Regions from separate parts of the Homo sapiens genome. Here region 2 is linked to region 1. A link is a contact called in ENCODE Hi-C or POLR2A ChIA-PET data. All regions are on one chromosome and are shown on one strand. The core of a region is the stretch at or near the end of the contact, and the rest is flanking DNA. Distances in the headings are between cores, read along the strand shown. Region 1 holds the start of ABHD12 (abhydrolase domain containing 12, lysophospholipase). Region 2 holds the start of NINL (ninein like).

Region 1 (6,987 bases), core at 3,257-5,756:
GCTCGCTGCAAGCTCCACCTCCCGGATTCATGCCATTCTCCTACCTCAGCCTCCTGAGTAGCTGGGACTACAGGCGCCCGCCACCACGCCTGGCTAATTTTTTTTGTATTTTTTAGTAGAGACGGGGTTTCACCCGTCAGCCAGGATGGTCTCGATCTCCTGACCTCGTGATCAGCCTGCCTCGGCCTCCCAAAGTGCTGGGATTACAGGCGTGAGCCACCGAGCCCGGCCTCATGATGTAAAATTTCAAAATAAAATATTAATAAATAGGCCAGGTGCGGTGGCTCACGCCTTATAATCCCAGCATTTTGGGAGGCTGAGGCAGGCAGATTATCTGAGGTCAGTAGGTCGAGTCCAGCCTGGTCAACATGGCAAAATCCCGTCTCCATTAAAAATACAAAAATTAGCCGGGCATGGTGGCAGGTGCCTGTAATCCCAGCTACCCGGGAGGCTGAGGCCAGAGAATTGCTTGAACCTGGGAGGCAGAAGTTGCAGTGACCCGAGATCGTGCCACTGCACTCCAGCCTGGGCAACAGAGTGAAACCCCGCCTCAAAAAATAAAAATAAAAAATAAATGAATAAATAGAATCTGGCTATACAATAAGAGAGTTTATCCCAGGAATACAATGATGATTCAATAATATAAATCCATTACTATAACTCATTATGTTAACAGATAAAAGAAGAAAATCTCTATGATCATTCCACAGATGTACACTGGCATTTGAGAAAACTCAATCACCATTTTTTATTTTAAAAACATCAGTGAGGGAGCAGGAACAAAAACAAAAAGCTCCCCACAACATTAGCAACACACCCCAGCATGGCACTTAAATGGCAAAAACACTAACAGCATTCTCATTAAAGTCAGGAATGAAACAAGTTACTCAGTGTCATCCCTATTATTTAACTTTGTTCTAGAAATACAATGCAATCAGAAAAGAAAAAGAGGTCAGACATGGTGGCTCACACCTGTAATCCCAACACTTTGGGAGGCCGTGACAGGGAGATCACTTGAAGTCACGAGTTGGAGACCAGTCTGGCCAACATGGTGAAACCCCATCTCTACAAAAAATACAAAAATTAGCCATGTGTGGTGGCACATGCCTGTAATCCCACCTTCTCGGGAGGCTGAGGCAGGAGAATTTAGGCCTGGCACGGTATTTCATACCTAACACTTTGGGAGGCCAGGAAGAAGGATCGCTTGAAGCCAGAAATTCAAGACCAGCCTGGGGGCAACATAGTGAGACTTCATCTCTATTAAAAAAAAAAAAAAAAAATTAACCAGGAGTGGTGGCATACACCCAGCATCGATATGGGAGGATCGCCTGAGCCCAGGAGGTCTGGGCTGCAGTGGGCCATGATCATGCCACTGTGCTCCAGCCTGGGTGACGGAACTTTCTTAAAAAAAAAATTGTTTAAAAATATTCCAGGCCGGGCGCTGTGGCTCACGCCTGTAATCCCAGCAATTTGGGAGGCCGAGGTGGGTGGATCACGAGGTCACGAGTTCGAGACCAGCCTGGCCAACATGGTGAAACCCCGTCTCTACTAAAACTACAAAAGTTAGCCAGGCACGGTGACGGGCGCCTGTAATCCCAGCTACTCAGGAGGCTGGGGCAGGAGAATTGCTTGAACCTGGGAGGTGGAGGTTGCAGTGAGCCGAGATTGCCACTGCACTCCAGCCTGGGCGACAAAGCGAGACTCCTTCTCAAAAAAAAAAAAAAAAAAAAATCCAATCCTTCATCCTACAAAAAAAAAGAGAAGAGGGATGGATGATTCAAAATTGGCTAAACACTGAAAACTTTTAAGTGATGGACACATGAAGAAGGCTCATTAGATTGTCTTCTCTACTTCCACGTATGTCGACAATAAAGAGTTTAAAAAATGTGCGGAAGGATCCAAAGAAGGATCATAAAAGACACAAACGAGCCGGCTCTGTGGCGCAATGGATATCTGTTCTATGGATATTTGTTCATTCAACAAGTATTTTCTGCTACCTACTACGTGCCAGGTACTGGAGATACTTAAGTGGAGAAAACAAAGCTCCTGTTCTCATGGCGCTTCCATTCTGGTTGCGGGGGAGGCACACGAGCAAAAATTACAATCTCGAGTGATAACAAGGTCGACAGGAGTGGGCTGGTCTAAGAAGGCCTCAGTGAGGAGGAGGTGATGGTGGCGCAGAGCCTGAGCGAGGAAGAGAAGAAAGCTCAAGGATGTCTGAGACAGCCAGCTGGGAAGGAAGACAACCTAACAAATTTGGTCTTCTTTCCCTTTGTTTTGCTTTTTACCCCTAACAGCCTTTTGCTTATCCAAAGGATATGGACACCACTGGAATGTCTCTCTTTGTCCTGACACGAAAATAAAAATTAATCGGGTAATTTTAATACAGTACATTCTTCAAGAAGGTGCCAGGTCGCCGCTGTTTCCCCAAACGTTGTGTAAAACAATTTGATTTTTTCTTTTTTTTTTTTTTTTTTGAGACGGAGTTCCGTTCTTGTTGTCCAGGCTGGAGTGCACTGGTGCGATCTCGGTTCGGCGAGATCTTGGCTCACCGCAACCTCCGCCTCCCAGATTCAAGCGATTCTCCCGCCTCAGCCTCCCGAGTAGCTGGGATTACAGGCATATGCGCCACCACGCCCGGCTAATTTTGTATTTTTAGTACAGACGGGGTTTCTCCATGTTGGTCAAGCTGGTCTCGAACTCCTGACCTCTGATAATCTGCCCGCCTCGGTCTCCCAGAGTGCTGGCATTACAGGCGTGAGCCACCGCGCCCGGCAATTTGATTTTTTCGAAGGAAGAATTTTCCAATTTATCTAAGCGTTATGCCATGTCTGTTAATAAAATTGTATTAAAGTTAAATCATGAGTTTTTAATGCAGATAAATCTTTCCATAGCAAAGAGAACAGATTAGTTTCACAAAAGATATTGATCAGATGCTACATAATTTTACACATAAAGACACAAAACTATCAGTCTCCGCCCTTCTGTCAAACCATCGACTTAGAAGTGTCTATAGTTTAATTTCATGATTTTTTTAAGCAATGAAGTTGAAATTCTACTTTTCCTTAGGAGCGATACGCATATTTTACACTCAAGTGGCCAGCGTCAACTAAGGGCATTCCAGATGGTCAAAAAAGAAGTGCCTCTGCTACAACGCCTGAGATCATCATATAGTAACTTCTTCAAACCACCACGAAGTAGCAAGGCTTCAAAGCTGTCAGGAATGCTACGTTCTACAACAGCCAGATAATTAGGAAACCAGCAGATGGGAGGAGAAATCTGTCCCTATGAAACACGTTCCCATCTCAGTTTTGAAAGTGGCTTTATATAAACGCATTCATCTTCTACCCAATAACCCAAAGGTTATTGAACGCCAATAACCAAACGACTCAGGACTGCGAGATGATTCCCAAGGAGGCGAACTTGTGCGGACAGATTTCAAGTACCACGAACCATCACCAGCAGAGCGAAGGGCAGGTTTCCCTCCGACGGCTGCGATGCTCCGAGTCCCTCCTTCCCCTAGCACCCCGCCGCCCACTGAGCCCTTCCCCAAAGGTCCCCGAGTTCTGAGCGACGCACGCCCCCGACCCTAGTTACCGGGGAGAGCCGCCGAGGGCCCAAGGCGCCAGTAAGGCTCCGCGCACGCAGCCCAGCCCGAGGGGCGCCCGCCCGGGCGCTCGGTGTGGGGCCTGATGCAGAGCAGGAGGAGGAGGTCCGAGTGGGCCCCAGCGCTCTCAGGGTCTGGCGCCGGCCCCTCTGCCTCCCGCCTCTGCTGTGCCTGGCGTCCAGGGATCTTCCAAGGACTCCCCACCCCCTACCCTGCTCTCCCACGCGGGGTCATGACTTCGGGCGGCGCCAAGCCCCCAGCGTAAGGGTCCCCCCGGCTTCCCCGGGAAAGGGTCGGGGTGCAAGGCTAGGCCAGGAGTGCCTGGCGAGAGGGCCGGAGCAGGACACAGGGGGTCAGCGGCAGGGCAGGGCGCTCCCGCCGCGGTGCCTGGGGAAGGGAGCGGGGGTGGGGCTGCCGCGGGCCAAATGCGGGACACAGGCGCGGACGGGGGCGGCCGCGGATCGGGCGGACGGCCACTCTGGGAGGGGCTGGGAGGTACCGCGGCCCCCTGCGGGACGCACCTGCGCAAAGTGAGGGACCGGCCCCCCCCCCCCCCCCGCTCCGCGCGAAGCCTCACCTGCCCAGCGCCCGCTTCATTCCCGCGTCGGCTGCGCAGCGCGGCTCAGCCGCCGCCGGGCCCGTCAGGCGTAGGTTCTGCTTCAGGCGGCAGTCGGCGTCCAGCGCCGCGGCGGCCGAGCCGGAGGAGGACGAGCCCGCGGCGGCGCAGCGCTCATGCTCCAAGGCGACGGGCTCGGTCCGCTTCCTCATCCCGCGGCCGACAGGGCCAGCCGCCGACGGCGCCCGCTGGCCTGCGCCGCAGTGCCGCCGCTCACAGCCGCCGCCACCCAGAGCCCGGAGCCCGGAACCCGCCGCTCCTCACATCCCAGCCCAGGCCGCTGCGCCGGCTACGAACCAGCGGCGGGGGCCCGCCAGCCAGGCCGGCCAATCAGCGCCGGGCTCCCGCCGGCTCTGCCCTACCCCCCTCCCCCGGCCCCGCCCCGGCCACCTCCTCTCTAGTTCCAAGGAGCGCGCGCCCAGCATCCCTGGCGCCACCCGCAGCCATTTTGTGGGAGGGTGGGCGAAGCTGCAGCGGCGCGTCATCTGCAGGGCAGGGCTCTGGGCTCCATCCGCAGGCTGCAGCTGTGCTCGCCCGGGCGCTCGGTGTGAGGAGCACCCGCTCCCGGTCGTGCCCGAAAGGGGTGGCCCAGCGAGGCAGAGCCGCAGCGCTGGGCTCCTCGTGCTTCTGTGAACGGAAAACCAGAGGTAGCAAATAGCAGTTCCGTTCTCGTGATTCTTAATTCTTTTTCCACAAGGACATTACCTTTAAAAGTATGCTTTCCGGTCGTCAGTTTTTAATTTGAAGTAAATGTATATACTCAGTGTTTACTTTTGGGCCGAACATCAGGAAATGAACTGCTTGAAAAATTTACTTTTTAAAAACCTGTGTTAGATTTTAGATTTTTATAAAGCAATTAAGACTACCTGATGGGAGGAAAATCCATTTCAAAGATAAATTCGCCCTTATGAAACCCAAATTTAGTACTAATTCAACCCATCCTAGAAAGAGAAAAGGAAAGAATAAAGGGCTGTTTCACAAATTTAGTTTTATAACTTTGGCTTTCTTCAATATGGCATTAGTTTTACAGATGATCTATAACAAAGAGAGATATTTGCTTATTCCAAAGTAACGTTAGAAATTTCAGCATTTGTCACTTTGAAAACTATTGGCAATTGATAAAGGTCAATTGGAAATGCGTTTAGAAATTCAACAGCTTTTTATATTAGTTTTTTCTTTTTTTTTTTTTTTTTTTTTGAGACGGAGTCTCGCTCTCGCCCAGGCTGGAGTGCAGTGGCGCGATCTCGGCTCACTGCAAACTCCGCCTCCCAGGTTCACGCCAGTCTCCTGCCTCAGCCTCCCAAGTAGCTGGGACTACAGGCGCCGGCTACCATGCCCGGCTAATTTTTTTGTATTTTTAGTAGAGACAGGGTTTCACTGTGTAGCCAGGATGGTCTCGATCTCTCGATCCCGTGATCCGCCCGCCTCGGCCTCCCAAAGTGCTGGGATTACAGGCATGAGCCACCGCGCCCGGCTGCTTTTTAAATTAGTTTTGTAATGATACTTTGAAATTGCAAAATAATTTATTGACCATATTACTAAGTGTTACAGCCTGCATTCATAATTGTGTCAATATCTCCAGATATACTTTTTAAAAACATTATGGGCCGAGCTCAGTGGCTCATGCCTGTAATCTCAGCACTTTGGGAGGCGGAGGTGGGTGGATCATTTAAGCACAGGAGATGGAGGCCAGATCAGCCTGGCCAGCATGGTGAAACTCCGTCTCTACTAAAAATACAAAAATTAGCCGGGTGTGGTGGCACAAGCCTGGGTGACAGAGCAAGACTCTGTTTAAAAAAAAAAAAAAAAAAAAGGCTGGGCGAGGTGTCTCACGCCTGTGAGCCCAGCACTTTGGGAGGCCGAGGCGGGCGGATCACGAGGTCAGGAGATTGAGGCTATCCTGGCCAATGTAGTGAAACCCCGTCTCTACTAAAAACACAAAAATTAGCCAGGTATGGTGGCACAACCCTATAATCCCAGCTAATTGGGAGGCTGAGGCAGGAGAATCGCTTGAACTTGGGAGGCGGAGGTTGCAGTGAGCTGAGATCACACCATTGCACCCCAGTCTTGGGGACAAAAGCAAACTTCTGTCTCAAAAAAAAAAAAAAAAATTAGCTGGGCATGGTGGCGCGTGCCTGTATTCCCAGCTACTTGGGAAGCTGAGGCAGGAGAATCGCTTGAACCAGGGAGTCGGAGGTTGTGGTGAGCCGAAATTGTGCCACTGCACTCCAGCCTGGCGACAGAGGGAGACTCCTCTCAAAAACAAACAAACAAAAAAATTAGCTGGGTGTGGTGGCGCACGCCTGTAATCCCATCTACTTGGGAGGCTGAGGCAGGAGAATTGCTTGAACCCGGGATGCTGGGATTCGGAGGTTGCAGTGAGCCGAGATTGCACCACTGCACTCTAGCCTGGGTGACAGAGCAGGACTCCATCTCAAAATAAACAAACAAACATACTATGGAATGTAAATTATAAATTCTTTATAGTGATGTAGTAACACATCCTGGAGAGATTGGAAATCTAGGAAATAACTAAAACGTAAAAAAAAAAAAAGAGGTTTTGACTCTATCGCTCACTTCAATTAAAAAAACAACAACAACAAAAAAAAAACAGCCAGGCGCGGTGGCTCATGCCTGTAATCCCAGCACATTGGGAGGCCGAGGCGGGCGGATCACAAGGTCAGGAGATCATGACCATCCTGGCTAACACGGTTTCACACCCCGTCTCTCTAATAACAATATAAAAAATTAGCCGGGCATGGTG
Region 2 (6,987 bases), core at 2,820-5,319, 190 kb after region 1:
CCAAAGGTAAATGTCCACCATAGAAAGAATGTGCTCACAGAGCCCCGCTCACATGCTCTAAGTCTCAAATGCCACATGTGCCATCTTCTAAAAAACTTAAAAAGAGTCATTAGTGGTTTAAATGATGACAGATTGAATTGATCTGTATTGGCAAATAAAAGTGGGATATGTGTGTTTATGTAAAGTTCAGGTGCAATAAAAATTAGCGGATAACTCTTTTTTGTAGAATGAGAAAATAGCAAGCCTTCTCCAAGGAACTTGAACTCACTGTAAAAGGGGAAGCTACAGACACTGTTGGAACTTTGCCATTCTTGTTATTCTATTTTCCATCACCAAATGTTCAAAGGATACCCAAACATTAAAAGACTTACAACATGCTCTTAGCAAATGACCATATCAATTCACCCACCTTAGAGCAGTCCTATAAATCACAACATATGGGATAAGTATGAGTTAGCGAAAAAGTTTCCATTGAAGTTAATATAAACTGCTCAATTAAATTTTGCTCAAGTCCGGCCAGGCGTGGTGGCTCACGCCTGTAATCCCAGCACCTTGGGAGGCCGAGCGGGGTGGATCACGAGGTCAGGAGATGGAGACCATCCTGGCCAACATGGTGAAACCCCGTCTCTACTAAAATAAAAAAATTAGCTGGGCATGGTGGTGTACTCCTATAATCCCAGCTACTCAGGAGGCTGAGGCAGGGGAATCACTTGAACCTGGGAGGTGGAGGTAGCAGTGAGCCGAGATCGCGCCACTGCACTCCAGCCTGGCGACAGAGCGAGACTCCATATCAAAAACAAACAAACAAACAAACAAAAAACAAAACTTTTTGCTTAAGTCCTAACTATTCCTCTATAAAGTGCTTTCTTTCCAATTTGATGGAGTTAAATGTTATCTGAGGTCAGGTGTGGTGGCTCATACCTGTAATCCCAGCATTTTGGGAGGCTGAGGCAGGTGGATCACTTCAGCCCAGGAGTTGGAGACCACCCTGGGCAAGACTCCCGGCTCTACATTAAAAAGAAAAAATCTGAAGTCCAAGTTCCTTGGAGAAGGCTTGCTATTTTCTCATTCTACAAAAAAGAGTTATCCTCTAATTTTTATTGCACCTGAACTTTACATAAACACACATCCCACTTTTATTTGCCAATACAGATCAATTCAATCTGTCATCATTTAAACCACTAATGGATGATGTATAAGTCAAACAAAAGGGACAAGCATGAAAGTAGACTGCTTCTCTAACACCTGAACATTTTCCTTTTAATATACAAGCATTCTTGCACACAGTTCATAAAACTGCTAGGCTGCTGATTCAGTGTTCTGTTTAACAGATGAGTTTTAACTACTTAAAAAAAAAACAAACTCTGCTTTCTACAACTATCTGATCTTCGACAAACCTGACAAAAACAAGCAATGGGGAAAGGATTTCCTATTTAATAAATTGTGCTGGGAAAACTGGCTAGCCATATGCAGTAAACAGAAACTGGACTCCTTCCTTACACCTTATGCAAAAATTAACTCAAGATGGATTAAAGACTTAAATGTAAAACCCAAAACCATAAAAAACCTAAAAGAAAACCTAGGCAATACTATTCAGGACATAGGCATGGGCAAAGTCTTCATGACTAAACACCAAAAGCAATGGCAACAAAAGCCAAAACTGACAAATGGGATCTAACCTAAGAGCTTCTCCACAGCAAAAGAAACTCTTCAGAGTGAACAGGCAACCTACAGAACGGGGTAAAATTTTTGCAATCTACCCTTCTGACAAAGGTCTAATATCCAGAATATAGAAGGAACTTAAACAAATTTACAAGAAAAAAACAACCCCATCAAAAAGTGGCCAAAGGAAATGAACAGACACTTCTCAAAAGAAGACATTTATGCAGCCAACAACATATATTAAAAAAAAAGCTCATCATCACTGGTCATTAGAGAAATGCAAATCAAAACCACAATGAGATACCATCTCACATCAGTTAGAATGGTAATTATTAAAAAGCAAGGAAACAACAGATGCTGGAGAGGCTGTGGAGGAATAGGAACGCTTTTACACTGTTGGTGGGAGTGTAAATTAGTTCAACCATTGTGGAAGACAGTGTGGCGATTCCTCAAGGATCTAGAACCAGAAATAACATTTGACCCGGTGATCCCATTACTGGGTATATACCCAAAGGACTATAAATCATTCTACTATAAAGACACATAAACGTGTATGTTTATTGCAGCACTATTTACAATAGCAAAGACTTGGAACCAACCCAAATGCCCATCACGGATAGACTGAATAAAGAAAATGTGGTACAGATACACCATGGAATACTACGTAGCCATAAAAAAGAATGAGTTCATGTCCTTTGCAGGGACATGCATAAAGTGGGAAGCCATCATTCTCAGCAAACTAACACAAGAACAGAAAACCAAACACCGCATGTTCTCACTCATAAGTGGGAGTTGACAATGAGAACACATGGACACAGGGAGGGGAACATCACACACCTCACACATCGGGACCTGTCGGGGCGGGTGGGGGGCAAGAGGAGGGAGAGCATTAGGACAAATACCTAATGTATGTGGGGCTTAAAATCTAGATGACGGGTTGATAGGTGCAGCAAACCATCATGGCACATGTATACCCATGTAACAAACCAGAACGTTCTGCACATGTATCCCAGAACTTAAAGTAAAATAAAATTAAAAAACAAAAACAAAACAAAACAAAAACTTGGCCGGGTGCAGTGGCTCACGCCTGTAATCCCAGAACTTTGGGAGGCCGAGGCAGCTGGATCACCTGAAGGTCAGAAGTTCGAGACCAGCCTGGCCAACATGGTGAAACCCCCATCTCCACTAAAAACACAAAAAATTAGCTGGGCGTGTAATCCCAGCTACTCGGGAGGCTGAGGCAGGAGAATCGCTTGAATCCGGGAGGCAGAGGTTGCAGTGAGCCGAGATGGCGCCATTGCACTCCAGCCTGGGCAACAAGAGTGAAACTTCGTTTCAAAAACAGCAACAACAACAAGAACAACAACAAGAAGAACAAAAACTCTGCTTTTAAAAGTATTTTAAGTCCAGTGTGAAAAACCTAGAAGTCACAGCAAAGGCCGCTAAGAAACTTACCATTACTCATGACCCCTCTTACTACTGACCTTGAAAATCACTTGCCCTTCTCCAAGGCCCCGCCAGCTTCATGGGTCTCTTCCTGAACCTCCTCCCTAGTTCCAGGGCTTGGCCTAAGTCTCACAGAGCAGAAAGAAACGTGGCCACCCTTCCTCACGTGAGTCCTGTGCAAACATACAGCCCCACACAGAGCTCCTAACAATGGGGCATCAGTACCCAGGCACGATCGATGATTATGAACCCAACGCGATCAGAGACTCCCACATGGTGTGTGTGACTGCGCGCACAGGCGGGAGGAAAGGGGCGAATCTGCAAAACGAGTACAACAGATAAAATTCGCAACAGACTTCTACACCCTTTCAATCAACCGTCCCAAGCGCCACGAACGCGGGTCCCGCTCCGTGGGGGGCCGCAGCCACACTGGCAGGAGGGAATCCTGGGCCTCGACCAGACGCCGGCGGCGTCAGGAGAAACGGCCCGCGCTGGGCAGGCGGCGGGCACCGCGTAGCTCATTACCACGGGGGGCCCCGGCCAAGGCCGCCCGCCTCAGGCCGAGCCTTGGGGCTGTGCTGGACCCGGGCCCTCGTTCGCACGGCGCCCGCGCCGCCGCCGTCGGGAAACCGGGTTTTCAAGCGTTCGGCCCAGCGGGCGCTGTATTTTAGGGCGTGACCCCCGCCCCGCCCTCGAGGGCGACCGGAAGAGCAGGCACCACAGCAGATGCGCCGAGTCTGCGCCCCGCACCGCGAGGAGCACCCGAGGCCGCGCTCCCGGAGCCGGGTCTGGTGACTAAGGCGCGGGTCGCGACGCAGGGGCGGCCCCGGACTCTCGACCCCACCAGCCGCCTGAATGTCCCGCCGGACGCCCGGGCCGGCTCACCTGGGAGGCGCCTCCGCCGTCCGCCCGCGCGGGGCCAGGAGCGCGGCACCACCCCCGTACCGCCGGCCGCTCTTTGTGTCTGGAGGCCGCGACGCAACACTCCTCCCGGCCTCGAGGCACCGCCCCCTCGGTGTCCCGGCGCAGTGGGCGAACAGGGGGCGGGGCGAGCGAACGGGAGAGGGGGCGGGTCGGGTCCGGGATTGCGGGGCGGGGTGGGGGCAAGGCGGCCTCCGCAAATCTCAGGGCGGCTCTGGCCAGTTTGGAGCCTGGGGTGACCCTTGGAGCTGACCTCGCTGGTCCCTGTCGGAGCCCTGCGCGCTGCGGAGCTTGGCGGTTCGCAGCTCTCGGGGTAGCATCTTCTGGAAACAAGCCCGGAGGCCGGCCAGGCAGGGGTAATACCCCAAACCCACCACTGAGGAAACCGCGACTTAAAACCTAGGTCGTCACGTTTCCACCGCATATTAAATCAATACGGGTTGAGCATCCCTAATCCAAACATCTGAAATCCGAAATGCTTCAAAATCTGAAAGTTTTTGAGCGCTGACCTGATGCTCAAAGGAAATGCACATTGGAGCACTTCTTTTTTCTTCTTTTAACTTTCTTTTCTTTTGAGAAAGGCTGTCACTTCTGCTGCCCAGCCTGGGATGCAGTGGCGCGGTCATGGCTCACTACAGCCTCGACTTTCCCGGCTATGGCGATCCTCCCGCCTCAGCGTCCCAACCCCCAGTAGCTGGGACTGCAGGCATCTGCCACCATGTCCGCTAATTTTTGTATTTTTAGCACAGAGTCTCACTGTGTTGCCCAGGCTGGTCTCGAACTCCTAGGCTCAAGGGATGGATCCACCGCCTCGGCCTCCCAAAGTGCTGGGATTACAGGCGTGAGCCACCGCGCCCGGCCTGTATTTTTTTAAGAGAGGAGGCTTCACCATGTTGCCCAGGCTGGTCTGGAATTTCTGGCCTCAAGTGATCCTCCCACCTTGGCCTCCCATAGTGCTGGGATTACTGGCATGAGCCACCGCACCTGGCCTCATTGGAGCATTTCTAATTTTGGATTTTCAGATTAGGGGTGTTCAATTGGTATAATGCAAATATTCCAAAATCTGAAATCCTAAATGCTTCTGGTGCCAAGCATCTCGGTTAAGGGATATTCAACCTGTATATATTTATCGAACACCTACTAGGGCCAGGCATTGTCCTAGGGGCTGCCAACAGCGGTGCAAAAAATCCCTGGCCCTTATAGAGTTTACACAGAAAACAATTTAAAAACGTAAATACCCGGCCGGGCATAGTGGCTCATGCCTGTCATCCCAGCACTTTGGGGGGCTGAGGCAGGCGGATCACCTGAGGTCGGGAGTTCAAGACCAGCCTGACCAACATGGAGAAACCCCGTCTCTACTAAAAATACAAAATTAGCCGGGCGTGATGGCATATGCCTGTAATCCCAGCTACTCAGGAGGCTGAGACAGGAGAATCGCTTGAATCTGGGAGGCGGAGGTTGTGGTTATCAAGCCACTGCACTCCAGCTTGGGCGACAGAGTGAGACTCCATTTCAAAAAAAGAAAAAAAAAAGTAAATACAGCCAGGCACGGTGACTCATGCCTGTAATCCCAGTAGTTTGGGAGGCCACTGTGGGCAGATTGCCTGAGGACAGGAGTTCGAGACCAGCGTGGCCAACATGGTGAAACCCAGTGTCTACTGAAACACAAAAAAATTAGCCAGTTGTGGTTAACGCGCGCCTGTAGTCCCAGCTACTCGTGAGGCTGAGGCACAAGAATTGCATGAACCCAGGAGTCGGAGGTTGCAGTGAGCTGAGATCTTGCCACTAGACTCCAGCTTGGGCGACAGAGCAAGACTCTGTCTCCAAAAAATAAAAATAAAAACATAAATATACAAAAATGTCAGAGAGTTATATCAGAATTACAAAATGAGCTACAGTACACTGTAGCATGAGAAAGGTGCATATACTTTGTAGGAACTCCACTTTAGAGGATGTGAGGATCAGAGGCAAAATGGGGTGAGAAGGAAGCAGGATGAAAGACAGGCTATGGGGGAACGGAGTTTCCAAGGGCGAGTGAAATTTCCAAGTGCCTGCAAGTGCTAAACCCCATGCAGAGCAAAAGGCAAACACAGGGAGTGGTTCAGAGACGCTCATAGTGTGTTCTAGGCTGGGAGGTTTCTCTGACCTGCTGAATGTGCCCAGATACCTTTTGCTATGCCCATGACCTGTCCCAACCAGTGTGGGGCACAATGGCAGGACACACCGTGCAAAGGTGGTCCCTGTGGGATGCGCAGCCAAGACCCCGATGACTCCAGTTTATAACCCTGGATTCCCAGGGGTGCTCAGAGCCATGGGGGCTGCCATTGTGAAGAATGTCTTCTCTTCAGTGCTCCTGATGCTCTGCACGGGCTCCCACTCACTGGCTGGAGAATGAATTTGGAGTCAGAAGATGTGAATCATGCCACTTACTAGCTGTTTGACTGTGGATCACCCAGTCATGTAACATCTGTGATCTCAGTTTCATTTGCAAAATAGAAATGTAAAAATTACCCATTGCACAGGAGTGTACTGAATTTATTTGTTATTTTATTTCTTGAGACAGGATCTCAGTCTGTTACCCAGGCTGGAGTGTGGTGGTGTGATCACAGCTCACTGCAGCCTTGATCTCCTGGGCTCAAGTGATCCTCCCACCTCAGCCTCCCAAATAGCTGCATTACAGATGCACCCCCACACCTGGCTAACTTACTAATTTTTTGTAGAGATGGGGTCTATGTTGCCCAGGCTGGTCTTGAACTCCTGGGCTAAAATGATCCTCCCACTTTGGCCCCCCAAAGTACTGAGATTGCAGGCATGAGGCACCGTGCCCAGTTGAGCATACCGAATTTAAATGAGTTAATGTAGTGGTTCTTCATCAGAGAGAAGTGGGAAGACTAGGAGTTCTCCACTTTGACTACTTAAAAATTAAAAACACCAGTGCCTGCATCCTACCTCCAGACA

The links. Hi-C counts contacts between places; a loop is a spot of excess contacts on that map. ChIA-PET counts read pairs that join two places held with the same protein, here RNA polymerase II (POLR2A). Pooled maps may share reads with other maps.
Region 2: a pooled map shows a loop between it and region 1 (17-fold over the local background). The contact joins the promoter of NINL here to the promoter of ABHD12 in region 1. A Hi-C loop is called at or near these places in 12 of 50 pooled maps. POLR2A ChIA-PET finds 5 or more read pairs at or near these places in 8 of 52 experiments (AG04450, H1, HepG2 and 4 more).

What each region holds. Positions count from the first base shown.
Region 1 is chr20:25,386,329-25,393,315 of GRCh38, forward strand. It overlaps ABHD12 (abhydrolase domain containing 12, lysophospholipase), which reads right to left and starts at 4,507. Exons shown (of 13, transcript NM_001042472.3): 1 at 4,185-4,507. The coding sequence starts at 4,375. RefSeq lists silencers at 3,597-3,756, 3,927-4,086, 4,127-4,176, 4,217-4,636.
Region 2 is chr20:25,581,462-25,588,448 of GRCh38, forward strand. It overlaps NINL (ninein like), which reads right to left and starts at 4,070. Exons shown (of 24, transcript NM_025176.6): 1 at 3,994-4,070. RefSeq lists a silencer at 4,005-4,134.